Linked DNA regions of Homo sapiens: region 2 is linked to region 1. Evidence: read pairs that join two places in POLR2A ChIA-PET (ENCODE). Cell type or tissue: A673. All regions are shown on one strand. Links, peaks and the distances in the headings refer to the core of each region. The heading gives the core; the rest is flanking DNA.

Region 1 (7,129 bases), core at 2,337-4,836:
AGGGCCAAACACTGCGTGCAAATAGAGGAAGGGTCAGGATGCTCTCTTCCAGAGACTTGTTCAGGACTCTTTAAAGGGGTTCATTTTCCCTGGATGCAGACTGAAAACTATCCACATCATTCCCCAACCCCCACTGCCATTTTGAATGGCAACTTCATGGCAAAGCAGAACAGAATCTGGGAGTGAGAGTTCGAATCCTACATCTTTGCAGTTACATAAATCCATGATGTTAATCATAGCTGCCCAACAGAATCTCTTGGGAGCCTACTAAAATGCAAATAACTGGGTAGTTTTGCCAAGCTATTGATTCAGTGGGTTTTGGGTAGGGCTTGGAATCTGTGTTCTTTAATCTGCTCGTTAGGCCACCCAATTTTGATCAACTTCCATCAATCTTTTACTCTAAGTTGATTAAATAGTGATATATTTATAGAAGTTTCTAACTCTAATTCAGTAGCATTTTTCTTTATTTCCTTTGTATGGACAACTGGCTTGTTAATATGCCTTCAGAGCCCAAGTCTCTGAAGTCAGTGTTCTCTTCTCAGCACTGCCTCTGATTTGAAGGATGACCTTTAACATCTCAATGGTTGAGTCTTTCCCTGTTTCCTATGTGGACCTAACCACTCTTTTTTAGCATGCTGAATGCCGACAGAAAACGATTGTGAAAAGTTCAAAATGTAAATTGCCATGGAAACATTATAGCACTGGTAAAACATGTATTCTCAGTAGATAAAGGGGAAGACAGATTGGGGTGAATGAAGCTATCCATTCATCAACCTTGGATTAATCAATCTCTGCTTGTCATCTTAAACAGAAGGATTTTAAAGGAATTATGGATTTCAGGTCAGAATTTGTCTGGTTTAGTATTTTTTATTTCAACTCCAAACATTTTTATAAAATGTGCCATGCTACTTCTGGGATATATAAAAATACCAGTCTCCAAGATAGTAGGAAAGCTGTTTGCTCAGAGACCAAGGGTGTTACTCCCTTTTACTTCAAACCAGGAAGCTGGAAGGAGCTATTCTGTTACGATATGTATTGGACATTTCCATATGCATTTAAGTCAAGGAATTATTCCTGAGTATCTTCTGAGACAGGGTGTTATTCTGGGTGTTTCGGAACATATAGATGTGAGGAATATGCAGTCTCCACTTTGACAAGTTTACAGATGGTTGCAAAGTTTTGGGTAAAGGTAAATTATTAGCTGCCTGTGATACAAGATAAAATATTTGCCATGGAGATTCAGAGCAGTGAAGGCCCTTGCATGTTGGGAGAACGAGCAAATACTTCCAAGTGGGAAATTAGATTTGAGATAGACTGTTTTTTTTTAACTTTTATTTTAATTTCAGGGGTACATGTGCAGGTTTGTTATATAGGTAAACTTGTGTTGTGGGAGTTTGTTGTACGTATTATTTCATCACTCAGGTATTAAGCCTAGTATCCATTAATTATTTTTCCTAATCTTCTCCCTGCCTCCCCCCACCACTCTCTGGTAGGCCCCAGTGTGTGTTGCCCCCCTCTGTGTGTCCATGTGTCCTCATCGTTTAGCTCCCACTTATAAGTGAGAACATGTGGTATTTAGTTTTCTGTTCCTGCATTAGTTTGCTAGGGATGATGGCCTCCAGCTCCATCCATGTCCCTGCAAAGGACATGATGAGATAGACTTTGAAAAACACACAGGATTTGACCAGACACAGGCATTCTCACTACAGAAAAAAGCTGGAACAATGGCCTGGAGGTGCGCTCAGGCAAAGTATGTATGAAATTGTCTTCAAAATCTACTGCAAGACTTTCAGATTTCCCTGGAAATGAGATAATTGCTCCTTTATTGACATAAGTTGGGGTTCATTTTACTATTTAGTCACCTGAGGATATGTTAGTTATCCCAGCATCCCAGCACCTCCTTTGCTTGAAAAAAATCCTTAGTGCTGGGGCCTTTGAGCTGTGGGAGTGAATGAATAGGCATGGGACCAAATTGTAGGACACTGGTAAGTATCCTGCACTGGGATACTGACATAGAGGCCAATAGGTTTAGGAAAGCCAAACAACCTGCTTACCTCACAGTATAAATGAAAAAGCCTGGGCTTTGGAAATCAGATCAGCCTGGATTTCAATCCTGGTTCTTGCTATTAATGTTTTCCTAGGCACATTATTTAATCATTAAATATAATGTCTGTCATGTAGCTGATACAGTTGGTATATTATAAATTTTCAATAAATTAATTACCTGGGTCCTGTGTGTAGAGACCATGTTTCAAGGAGGGATGGTAGATGCTCACCTGGGTTTCCATAGAGCCAAAGTATATTTCTCTTGCTGTTTTATAGCATACTCTGTCTCCTTCAAATCTCAGCTTTTTGCTTGGCTCTAGCCAAGATTGGAATGTTCCCTTAAATATTTCTGATCTAGCAGAAAGACCAGCCTTTCAGAACTTGCAGTGGCTTCCTTTGTTGACATTAGATTCATTTGGGACTTCTTTAAGTTGATGCTGCCATCTTCCTATGCTTTGGCCTCTACTTTGAACTTTCTAATCTTGCTGGTTTTGCCCTATCTGCTTGGGAATTTGACCACAACAGTACCAAGGTACCAATGTCACCTCTAGGCTAAACTAATGTCTTCTTGTAACTTGGTCTTTTCATATGGCACATCTTGCCAATCTTATGGGTTGCTCTTTGTGATCAAAAATGACCAACCTGATCATGACGGAGGGTATTGGGCACCAGTCTGGGGCCAGTGTGAGTATTTCTTGAGCTTGAGGTGGACTCCTTAACCTTGAAGACTCCTAACATGATGTCCTTATGTCCTTTAGCCAAATGCAGGAAGACCTGTGGTACATAGCTTGATCTTGTCTCTTTATACTCTAAACAAGCTGGTGGGCTAGATTAACTTCTTCAGGCCATCCTGACTCTCTGGCTTTTCTTTGAACTGTCTCTGGGGCTTTTGAGCAGCCTCTGGACTCCATGATGGAATGGGAAGTTTGTGATATAAGAGCTATGATACACTAACTTAATTTTTTTTTGCTCCTGTGTTTCCCAGACTCATTAGATTATGGCACACTCCTGCTCATGTGCATGCCAATTCACATATATACCCACCAAATGCCTGCTAACATATTCAGATAATGTTTTTCTCTCACTTTGGAAAAATGTCCTAGTTTAATCCTCATAAACATGCTGTGAAATGGATTTATTATCTCCCTTTTATGGATGCAGAAATGGAGTTTAAAGAACTTACAGGATTTGTCCAACATCACCTAACTGTAAGTTGCAGAGTTGTACACACTAATTAGTAATCCCGCTGCTCTTTGACCACACTCACTGTGCCTGCATGCATTAGCCCTGCTATTGGCCCTTGTGATAAAAATGTCATGCTAGCACAAAGTTGGGAAACAATACCCTTCCATAGGGTGGCCATGCCAATCAGAAGCCAATGTTACCTCTCTTAATCTTAAAGCATGAATGGGCTCTACTTCAGGTCTAATTGAACTGAGACCATAAAACCAAATTGAGAAGGCTCCATGGGTGTGTCATTTAGTCTCACATCCAGGAGCTTTCCATTGGGTCTGCTGCCACATTTACCTCTCTCTGGGTTTTGGGACATTCTCACATGGAAGGAGCCGAGATCGTGGCATAATTACCACCTGCTCCATTTGGGTACTCTGTCGGCTTCTACATCTACCCTCAAGTCTCCCACTCCGGGTGAGAGCAATGGTAGAGGCTTTTGTAGTGCTGATCATTATCTCCATCCCCGGGAAACAGGAAAACAGCACAATAGCAAAATCCTTTTGGCTATAAGATTTCCTGTCCCTAAGTCACAGAGGAAAACCACATAAAGACAACTAGAAGCTCAGTAACCCCCAGCAAACCTAGCTATGCACATTTAGCATGTCTAAGCAGCCTTAGGTTCAAATTCTGGTACATTGCTGTGTTTCTCTGAGCCTCAGTTTCAGCATTCATAAAATGGGGATAATAATACTTGTTTCCATTTCATAGTGTGATTCAAGGAGATAATTGATGTACTATGTTCTGTGTATGTCTGATGGACACTCTAAGGCAGAATTTGAAATAAAGACATTGCTTCAGCTGAAGGCAGATGTTAGGAATAGTTTGTTGTTAATCCCACCCTTTGGCAACAAAGACATTTCAACATCCAGTATCAGGCTGACTGTGACTCACAAATGAATTCAGAATAATAGCAATACCTGTGAGCTCTCAGACTGGCAGTCAGAACCCTGCTGAAAGGATTAGCGCCCGCAGCACATGGCAACTCTGGTAATGGTGACTTGAAGAAGTAGTAATGTCTCAGCTCTTTAAATTGTGTGTTTTTTTAACTAATATAATTTTTAAAAACTTCATTAGCAGCACAGAATGTTAGAACTGAAGGATCTTCCTTATCCCTGCCTCTCCTTTTACAGATGGGAAAACTAAGGACCCTCAAAAGGGACTGTACCTGGCTTCAAAGTGACAGAAGTAATAGATGACAAAAATGAGATTCTAACTTGATCTCTTGTATAATGTCAATATTCTGATTTTACATGCTCATTAGATAAAATTGAAAAAAAAAAAAAAGAAAATGATGGCCAGGCACGGTGGCTCACGCCTGTAATCCCAGCACTTTGGGAGCCAAGGTGGGCGGATCATGAGGTCAGGAGATCGAGACCATCCTGGCTAACACGGTGAAACCCCGTTTCTACTAAAAATACAAAAAAAAAAAAATTTAGCCGGGCGCAGTGGCGGGTGCCTGTTGTCCCAGTTACTCGGGAGGCTGAGGCAGGAGAATGGCATGAACCTTGGAGGCAGAGCTTGCAGTGAGCCGAGATAGCGCCACTGCAGTCCAACCTGGGTGAAAGAACGAGTCTCCGTCTCAAAAAAAAAAAAAAAAAGAAAATGATTAAGAAGAAAAAGATCACCAATAATCCTACTCTACAGACATATACATCATTAACATTTTGGTGTATTTGATGCACCAAATAGCAAATACCTCTCTTTCTGTCTTCTCTGTGTGTTCATTTTCTTTCACCTGTTCAGAAACATTAAAACTCAGGTCTTCTGACTTCACGCTCAGTGCTTTCTCTTAGCATATCAGGCTGCCTTTCTAATCAGCATTCTTATTTGATATTTAGTAACCAAGAGTTAGGTTTTAAATTCTCAAAACCAAGTAAAGCTGCCAGTGAAACCCCATGTGTATATGGCTCATTAAGAAAACAGGTGTAATAATGAAATCATGAATAAATAGATCACCAAAATGGCCTAGATCAGAGAGCCAAGCATGATGCTAGACAGAGGTGTCTCAAAAAGCACAGCCACATCCCTGCCCTCAAGGAGCATGCTCAGTGGCATGACCTCTATCTGAAACAAGGGCTGTCTGCCTGTGCTCATCCCAGCTCAGAAATGAAGCAGAAAATGAAAAGGCCACATGGGATGCTTCCTACAGTCCTGTTAATGTCAGGAGTGCAATGCCTAGGCCCTAGGCATTTTGACTCAGCTTCAGTTCTCTCTCCCAAGGCTGAATTACTAGAACTCCAGCTGCAGCCTGAACTTTAACTCCCTGTTCTCTTCCCAACCCACAATCTTGTTATCAGTCTGATTCTGATCTGTTAGGGAGAGGGGAGGGGGAGCTAGCAGAGATGTGACTAAGGGCAATTGAGATAGGTCAGAATGGCCTTGCAGTATATTCTGTCTTAGTGAAGGTTTTGCTAAACCATTGCTGCACTGGGGAGAGAGTAGGAGAACCCCTGCCTCCTTGTCCGCATTCCCTTAGTTAAGCTGAGCTAAGATGATCCCTCCAAGCTTTTCCTAACAGGGAATCTACATTCTCTGTGTCTTGCTGGCTGGCCACAATTCCTTGGGGAGGCAGGAGCTAACTCTACCGTCCTAGCCAACTTGAATAATAGGAAATAAATGGGATGGAGAGCCAGGCAGCCTCTTTGTTACACAGCACGTTAGTGAAGCAGCTATCTATTTTTAGAAGAGGGGGAAAAAGTAGTAGCTTACTCTTTTGGGATCAGCAGGTGGAATAATGATCTGCCAAATTTTAACATTCAAGATTTTTTAGCTGGGCTACAAATGAGACAGACTTTTGTGCCTGCCTCAGTGCAATGCTGTCAGTGTAATCGCACATCCCTGGGCAACTAAAACATGAACGCTGGGGAAAGGAGATATAGGACTCCATGTCACAGAACTGAAGGCTGAGGGTGCATGCTATACCAATAGCCTGATTGATTTAATTAGAAAAAAAATAGGTGGCCTAGTCACCAGGAGTATTGAAACCTCAGATCTCTGCTCAAATGTTACACTCAGTGAGGTTTTCCTTGGCATTCTATTAAAAGTAACGCTTGCCGATGACGCTTCTTTTAGCCTGCATTATTGTTCTTTCCTGTACGTATCGCTACCTGACATTGCTTTTTATCTGTTTATTAATTTTTCTATTTTCTGTCTCAGCCACTGGAATGTAGGGCTCAAAAAGACAGAGGCTTGCCTTTGTTCACTGCTATGTCCCCACGGCCTAGAACTATGCCCAGCACATGATAGGTGCTCAGGAAATATATGTTGAATGAATTAATGAATGAACATGTGAATGAATAAACTTAGTATCCAATAGACAATGAGTATGCCAATAAAAATGACAAGAGCAATTAATAATTATTGCATGCTGCACATTAACTCACTTAATCCTCACAGTAACTCTGCATGGTACATACTGTCCTTATTTTCATTTTACATTTAAGGAAAATTAGACTTGGGGGTTAAGTGACTTGCCTCCGTGGCCTTTGGGTCACAGCATGAATAAATAATACAGCCAGGGTTTGATCATCAGCCTGGGGACAATGATTCCAGACATATCAGACTGAGCATTCACTTAATAGTATTTTGCATTGGTTTTTTGGAATTTCCTTCCATGATTCTTACCTGGCCCTGTAAAACTCTTTCGATAAAATGACCATATGAGATGGATGTTTCATTTCCATCTGCTTAACCTATAGCATCCATGGACTTGTCATTATAAACTCCAACCAGAAGAGCAGGATATGCCTCATTGTTCTGTGACAAAAAGAACCCATTGAACATTTTTTGGCTTAGCTGTGGTTCATTGGTGAAGCTAGATCAGATAGAGAATGGTGGTTTCTTCCTTAAA
Region 2 (7,129 bases), core at 2,640-5,139, 970 kb before region 1:
GTATGAGTTAGCTGTAAGTTTTTCATAGATGCTCTTTATCTTTTTTTTTTCTTCATAGATGCTCTTTACCAGGTTGAGGAAGTTTCTTTTGATTTCTAGTTAGCTGAGTTGTTGTTGCTGTTGTTTTTTAAGTAATGAAGGGCTGCTGAATGAATCTTGCACTTTTTCTGTACCTATAGAATTAGTCATACAGATTTTTCCTTGTTTTTGACTGCTGACACTGTGAATGGCATTGTGTTTGACGTATGAATGCCGAACTATTCTTGCATTACTAGTCTAAATTCCACATGGCAATAATAGCTTATTCTCTTGTATTTTATGGATAAAAATCATGGATAAAAGAAATGAAGTAGGTAGCAATTCCTTAACCATATGTGTGTTTTATAAGTCATAGAAATTTTTCCATCCTAAGGGAAGTGCTAACTCCCTTGCTTAGCATACAATACAGGTAGCATGTTTTTGGTTCCTCTTCGTTTGGTCTTTTAGGCTATCAAAAGTGAGTGGGGGGAAATGTAACAAAAATAGTATGTACTAGGCAGTGTGTATGTTTATCTTATTTAATCTCACTTGATGGAAAGTGAGGTCCATCAAACAATTTGTACCACCAAGTCTTGGAGCTAGTAAATGGCAGGGTGGTGGGGGGGCGGTCAGAATTTAAATGCAGGTGTTTTGGATAAAACCGTTATTAGCTCACTGTATGGTATCGCCTCTCTTTGGAAGTGAGTGGGTATGTGTGTGCATGTGTTTGTGTTTGTGTGAGAGAGACAGAGGAAGGGAGGGAAGGACAGGAATTGGGAGAGTGAGGTAGAAATTGAGATTTGGAAGGAGAGAAAAGCCCTCCCACCTTTCATTGCCATCTAAAATCTGGGCTTTTAGATATCGTGATTTGTATCTCAGCTTTGCCATTTACTTGATTTGTGGCACATTTGTCTCTCTGAGCCTCATGTTTTAAAAATTTGAAATGTAGAACATTTACATTGAGTTTTGAGGAATACAGATAATATATGTAAAATGTCTCACATAGAATGTGCTCAATTTAGTGGTGTCCATTACTATCATCATTATTGATTTCCTACCATTAAATGTATTTTGTAAATGAAAATAATCTGGTTTTAGAAGATGGCAAAGGAGACTTAGAATGATTTCTATAGTTGTTTGTTTAGTTCTTTTGACAAAATTGCCTAAAGTTCTTTTATAAAAATGGAATTCATTTTGTCTACTTTTCACTCCTTCTCAAGTCAAAATAACACAAGGTATTTACTAAATCAGTTTGCAAATTTGGAAAATTTTAAAAAGTACTGCTGAGCTGGGTGCAGTGACTCACGCTTGTAATCCCAGCACTTTGAGAGGCCCAGGAGGGAGGATTGCCTGAGGCCAGGAGTTCAAGACCAGCCTGGGCAACATAGCAAGACCTCATCAAAATAAAAAATAAAGTATTCCTGAATGCTCTGGACTTGCCTACTGGTTTGGAAGTGGTTATCTCAGTGTGGAGGATTGGAGATGCCGTTTTTATTTTACATGGACAACAGACCATTGCTAGCTAACTTTAGTCCCTTAGCCCATGTAGATCTGACAGTTTATGACGTGAGACTGTCTTCTCTAAGTGACACAAACCATTTCAGGTTGTTTCAGTAAGGTTATTTTGGGTCTTACAAGCAGGGCCCAAGAGCTTCTGTGTGTTTCATTAGTCAAGTCAGGGAGATGAGAATGAGTCTGAGAAAGGGCATCAGACTATCAGTGCCTTGGACTTTGGGAGGGCTGTTGGCTCCAACTCTACCAATCAATAGCCTTCTGGGAATTGGTTCATATGATTATTTGATTTCATAGAAGTACTCTTCCAGCCAAAAGTGCTGCTTGACACATGAAAATTGTATCTTGACAATTTTTGGATAATACCACACCATCCCTTGATATTGTTGAAAATCAGAATTGGTAATCAGTATGCTTTCCTTCTAGCCATGAAGTCTTTAAGTAAATATGTTAAACTTAGAGTTTTATTGTAGACTTTGTGGTTAATTATGACCTTTCTTAGCAAGCTGATGTCACAATGTAATAAGTAAGTTATGTTTCTCATATTTATTCAGAAGTCCAGGATGTCTTTGTGTTAGGGTGATATTTAGGTTTTGATATCTTCGATTTGTCTATTTTCCCCAATTGTATATTCAGTCTGTAAAATTTATTTTACTCTTTTCCAATTACAGTGGCCACATCTTCTTATTTAATTTTCACCTTACTTTGTACATCATTTTAGGGTAGGTCTTATTGCCACCTTATGATGAAAAAAATAAGGCTACATTTTCCCAAAGATCATCATTGGACAGTGAGTCCATATTCAGAAGCCAATTCTGATTTTTGTTTATGTTCTTTGGATTAGACCTCTGGGCCTTGAGCTTGATCTGGCTCTCTAAATTTCATTGATTTGGTTAACATTCAAAAACTAAATATCTAATGACTACCTTTGTCCCACAGTTAGGATCAACAAATGTGATTAGATGCCTGTCTTCAAAGGAGTTCATGAAATAACCAGTCGGCAAGAGGCAAAGTTTGGGAATAGTTTCTTCTACCCTTCATACACATAACCATCTCTTTCTAGATTGATGGAGAGGGTTCCAGTGTCCAAGCAGGAATGACCAGGCTTCATGAAACTTTTGAGTGGCTTTAACTAAAATGTTGGGCCATGAGGTGAGGCCCAACCTTGTAGATTTAGTGGGGCCTCTTGAGGAGCTACTTCGTGTTAAACACTATTCTAAGATTAAAGCAAAACAAGCAAAAAATATGATTTCATCCTTCAGGACCTCACAAGCTAGCAGACAAGATGGAAGCATACATAGAGGTGCTTCCAATTTCTGCTTTGCCCTGTCCACCCTTCGTTCTGCTAGCAGAACAGTTTTTTGAAAAACATGCCCTTTCCTTGCTTAAAACTTTCTGGTGGCTCCCTGTTTCTCATAGGACCAAGTTGAAGTTTCTTATCAGGACATACAAGGCCTCCACTGATTTGGCCCAGCTTCTTCTACACTTCCACAGCTTGCTTCAGGCACATACCACTCCTTGGGGTGCTTAGAACCCATCATGATTTTTCATACCTCTGGGTATTTATTTATGCTGAGCTCTCTGTATAGAATGCTGTATTAATCTGGGTCCTCTGAAAAACAGACACACAGGATTAAATTGGCAAGGGTTTATTAGGGGAAAATGCATGTGGAACAGACAATGGTGAGGGGGCTGAGAAGGCTGGGAGTGCCATTAGTCCTTCATGCAAGTCTGAGCCCTAGTGAAGGGGGGATAGGGGAGAGCTGGTTAGGCAGAAGGTTTCCAGACGGCAGTGCAGTCTAAAGAAGATTCAGAAAAGCTATTGGGGAGTGCAAAGTCAGCTGTTAGTGGAGTCCTGCAACTTCCAGCAACAGTCTGCTTTGGTATCCCTGCTGTACTCAGTGATTGGTTGGGAGCACCCCTTTGGAGGTGTGACTTAGTACAGACACTAGGATGAGTTTCTGAGGCAGATGGGGTCCTTAATCAGTTGTGCTCCTTGTAGTTGGAGACCCTTGAGTTGCCTCTTGGCCTCTTCTTGGCTACCATAAATTCCTTTTCTCTTTCGTTAAATTCCTCCTGCTTGTCCTTAAAGGGCCAGCTGTAAATGTTTTTTCTTCCAAAAAACTTTTCATTGAAGGAAAATCTCAGAATGTCCATCGTGATCCCACGTCCTGCCATGATCATACCATAATCTTTGCTTGGCAAATTTTTAATACATTTATTTGATTTGTACCCCTACCACCTATTACAGGACCAAAAATCTGTTAGGTACTCAGGAAGTGTTCGTTTGAATGAATGCATTGGTAGGGCTTGGACAGGCAGATCTGGGGAGAAGGTAGTTGAGGCAGAGGGAACTGCTTAAGCAAAGCCATAGAGGGAGAAGAATAAAGGATTTACACTGTAGTTAATAAATGTCTTTTTTCCCCAAATAAGTATATCTTCCCCCAAAGCTGTCATTTTAGAGAAAGCCTATTATGATGCAAAACAGTGGGGGAAAGGAGTGTCTTCCTGGCAGTTGAAAATGATTCATATTTGAGAACTTTGTTGAACAATGTTTTGAGTATTTCCTGAGAGACTTCTTTCTTGAGAGGAAACAGTTGATGGAAATGGAATTTTACTGCTGCCAGGAAAAGTGCGATAAAGATAAAATCTCATGCAACAACTACTACCAGAATAGAAATTTCCATAGAGCAAAGAGATTTCAAAGTCTCAGCTAATGGCTCATATGTATTTAGTATTCAGTGCAGCTGAACTGTAATTCTGTAATGGAATTTGACCAATTTTGAGAAGCCAGTTTGTAATGTATGAATTAGTGGAGACCCATACATCTTGACGTTTGCTGACTCTGCCAGATGTTGGTTATATTTCTGATGGAAAGAAACAGAGAGCTGGCTGGGATCCCAAATCTTAGAATTGCTACCGGCCGCCTACCACTGCCACATGTTGCAGTGGTAGGAGATAAACATGCTGAGGATAAGACCTGAAAAAAAATCACTCTATATCAGCAACTGGAGATACAGCCCATACTCCTTATGAAATATTCTACTCTCGTGGCCTGGGTTGAACCATGTATGAGGCAGGCACTCCTTTTAGCCCAGGCCCAAGTCTGCTCTATGCAGTCTTCCTCATATCTTGTTTCCCTAGAGTTACCACTTGAAGGCATTCCTTATTCGTAATGTGGTGATGATTAATGGCACCTACCTCATGGGCTTGCTGTGAGGTTTCAATCAGATAATGGATGCTGAAGGCTTAGACTGTGCCTGGCATAGAGTAAGTGCTCAATAAATGGTAGCTAGAGTTCTTTTATTATGCAATAGAAGCAGGACTCTGAGGGTAACATCTTAATATTTCCAGTTGAATGTTATCAAAGTCAGTTGTTCATGCATTTGTTAAATTATGGGCCATAGCAACCCAACTCTATGGACCTGGGCTGCTGTGTCCCAGACTGTAATTAACACACAGTTGCTTATATCTGTCTTTTCTTCCAAGTGAGGACAGTTTGTTATGACTTGTAGATTAAGCAAAATTACTTGCTTCTCCATTGTGTGCTAACCTGGTGTAGAATACCTTTTCTTGTCTGTCTTATTTACCATCTCTCTTACTTTCAAATTTCTATTATAATTCTCCTTTAGATTACATATAGCTAACTTAAGAAAGTCCCAGATGTGAAAATAAGGCGAGTGCATGATGTATCCCCCTTCCCTTGATTTTTGCTGATCAGGTGGGGAATCTGACCCAATAGCTCTTCTTCTGTATCCTTTCTTCCCTTTCAGTGGAGTAGTTCACATGGGATATTATCTCCTTTACTTGTCTTTTACTACTAAAACATTTCTTTTAACCATCTTCCTCCTTTGTTTTCCAAGTTTTGCCTGATTACATCAAGAACTACCTCCTCCTCCTCCTCCTCCTCATTCTATCCCATTTGAAAGCCAAACACATGAATTGAATTGTAAATGGTAGGAAATAGAGTATTACTATTGAGAGATGTGTACCAAGGCAAAGGAAAGCCATACATTAAAATGAGCAAGGGGAAAGTAGTATTTGAATTCCCAAAGACATCTCATACTCACTATGTCCAAATCTGAAATCACTCTCTATCTTCTTTAAGCCTTCTCCTGCTAAAGTCCTCTGGAACTTTGTGGCAGCCTACTCTCAAGATGTTTCACCAGTGGGTTTATTTCATTCTTCTTACTCCTACTATTCTTGCTCTGGGCCTGGCCCTCATCATCTTTCATCTTGAGGTAATAACTTCTTTCCTCATCTTTTTGTACCCTCTCTGCCCTGGATGGCCTATATAGTGGCAAAAGAAGGTGTTTTTTTTTTCTTTCCTTTTTAGCTTTTTTATTGTAAAATGAGACAAGAATTTAAAAAATCAAACAAATGTGTAGCTTAATACAATATTACAAGGCACACATACTTGAAATCACCATCCAGATCAAGCAATAGAGCTTTGTCAGCCACCCCAGAAGTCCTTCCAGGTGCCCTCTCCCAGTCAAAAACCTTCTCTCCTTCTGAAATAACCATTATCCTGACTTTTAAAGTAGTTATTTCCTTGCATTTCTTTATCTATAGACAGTGCTATTTGGAAACACCAGTCTTGCTGCATCCAGTTGCCTCTATGCCAAAGTCTAGAGGTGCGCAAATTCCCTAATGGGTATTCTTTTTTGAAAAATTATTTTAAAATATTTAATTGACAAAGATTGTATAAATTGAAAGTGTGCAGTGCAATGTGATGATTTGATATACATATATATTGTGTAATGATTATCACGGTCAAATTAATTAACTCATCTAATACCACCCATGGTGTACATTAGAGCCCCAGAACTTGTTCATCTTCTATCTGAAAATTTGTGCCATTTGATTATTTTCCTATCTCACCCCCTTATCTCTGGAAACCACTCTTTGTTTCTGGGATTCAGCTTTTCTAGGATTCCACATATAAGTGAGACCATATAGTATTTGCCTTTCTGTGTCTGGTTTATTTCACTTAGCATAACTGTCCTCTAGGTTCATTCATTTTGTTACAAATGGCATGATTTTTTTTTTGTTTTTTTAATGGTGAATAATATTCCATTGTGTAATATATACCACATTTTCTTTATCCATTTATCTGTTGATGGATACTTAGGTTGTGACCATATCTTGGCTATTGTGAATAATCCTACAATGAACATGGGGGTACAGATATCCCTTCAAGATACTGATTTTATTTCCTTTCTCTCCGGCCCTCACAGGTTTTCTCAGGCCTACATTTATAGTCTCCTGTTTTGTTTTGTTTTGTTTTTGACATGAGGTCTTGCTCTGTTACCAGGCTGAAGTACAGTGGTACTATCGTGGCTCACTGTAGCCTCAAACTCCCCAGGCTGAGCCTCCTCCCAGCTCAGCCTCCTGAGTAGCTGGGACTACAAGTGTACGCTACCATGCCTGGTTACTTTTTGTATTTTTTTGTAGGACAGAGTCTTGATATGTTGCCCAGGCTTAGTCTCCTTTCTATGATTCCCCCTCCCCTCCCCCTAGTCTCTGTCCGTACCACGCTATTTATAGGCTGCTAGATACCTCAGGTACCTCTTGGTGTTTGCCAGATGCCTCTAGGTAT

The links. Peaks named below come from ENCODE experiments on the same cell type or tissue, not always from the same donor. Only the 100,000 strongest peaks of a DNase experiment are listed, where the experiment ranks them.
Region 2: POLR2A ChIA-PET joins it to region 1 with 15 read pairs; 3 of 35 experiments call an interaction of 5 or more read pairs at or near these places.

Annotation. Positions count from the first base shown.
Region 1 is chrX:138,905,820-138,912,948 of GRCh38, reverse strand. It overlaps a transcript of FGF13 not described here. Among named protein-coding and RNA genes, the nearest start is that of FGF13-AS1, 200 kb to the right of the region's middle. In A673, for the core only: no CTCF peak of the experiment used is centred there; a DNase peak (open chromatin) is centred at 3,768; H3K27ac peaks cover 1,743 bases.
Region 2 is chrX:139,878,798-139,885,926 of GRCh38, reverse strand. All of the region lies in intron 1 of ATP11C (ATPase phospholipid transporting 11C (ATP11C blood group)), which reads left to right. It also overlaps the pseudogene RNU6ATAC23P. Among named protein-coding and RNA genes, the nearest start is that of MIR505, 42 kb to the left of the region's middle. In A673, for the core only: no CTCF peak of the experiment used is centred there; DNase peaks (open chromatin) are centred at 3,446 and 4,196; H3K4me3 peaks cover 669 bases; H3K27ac peaks cover 2,500 bases.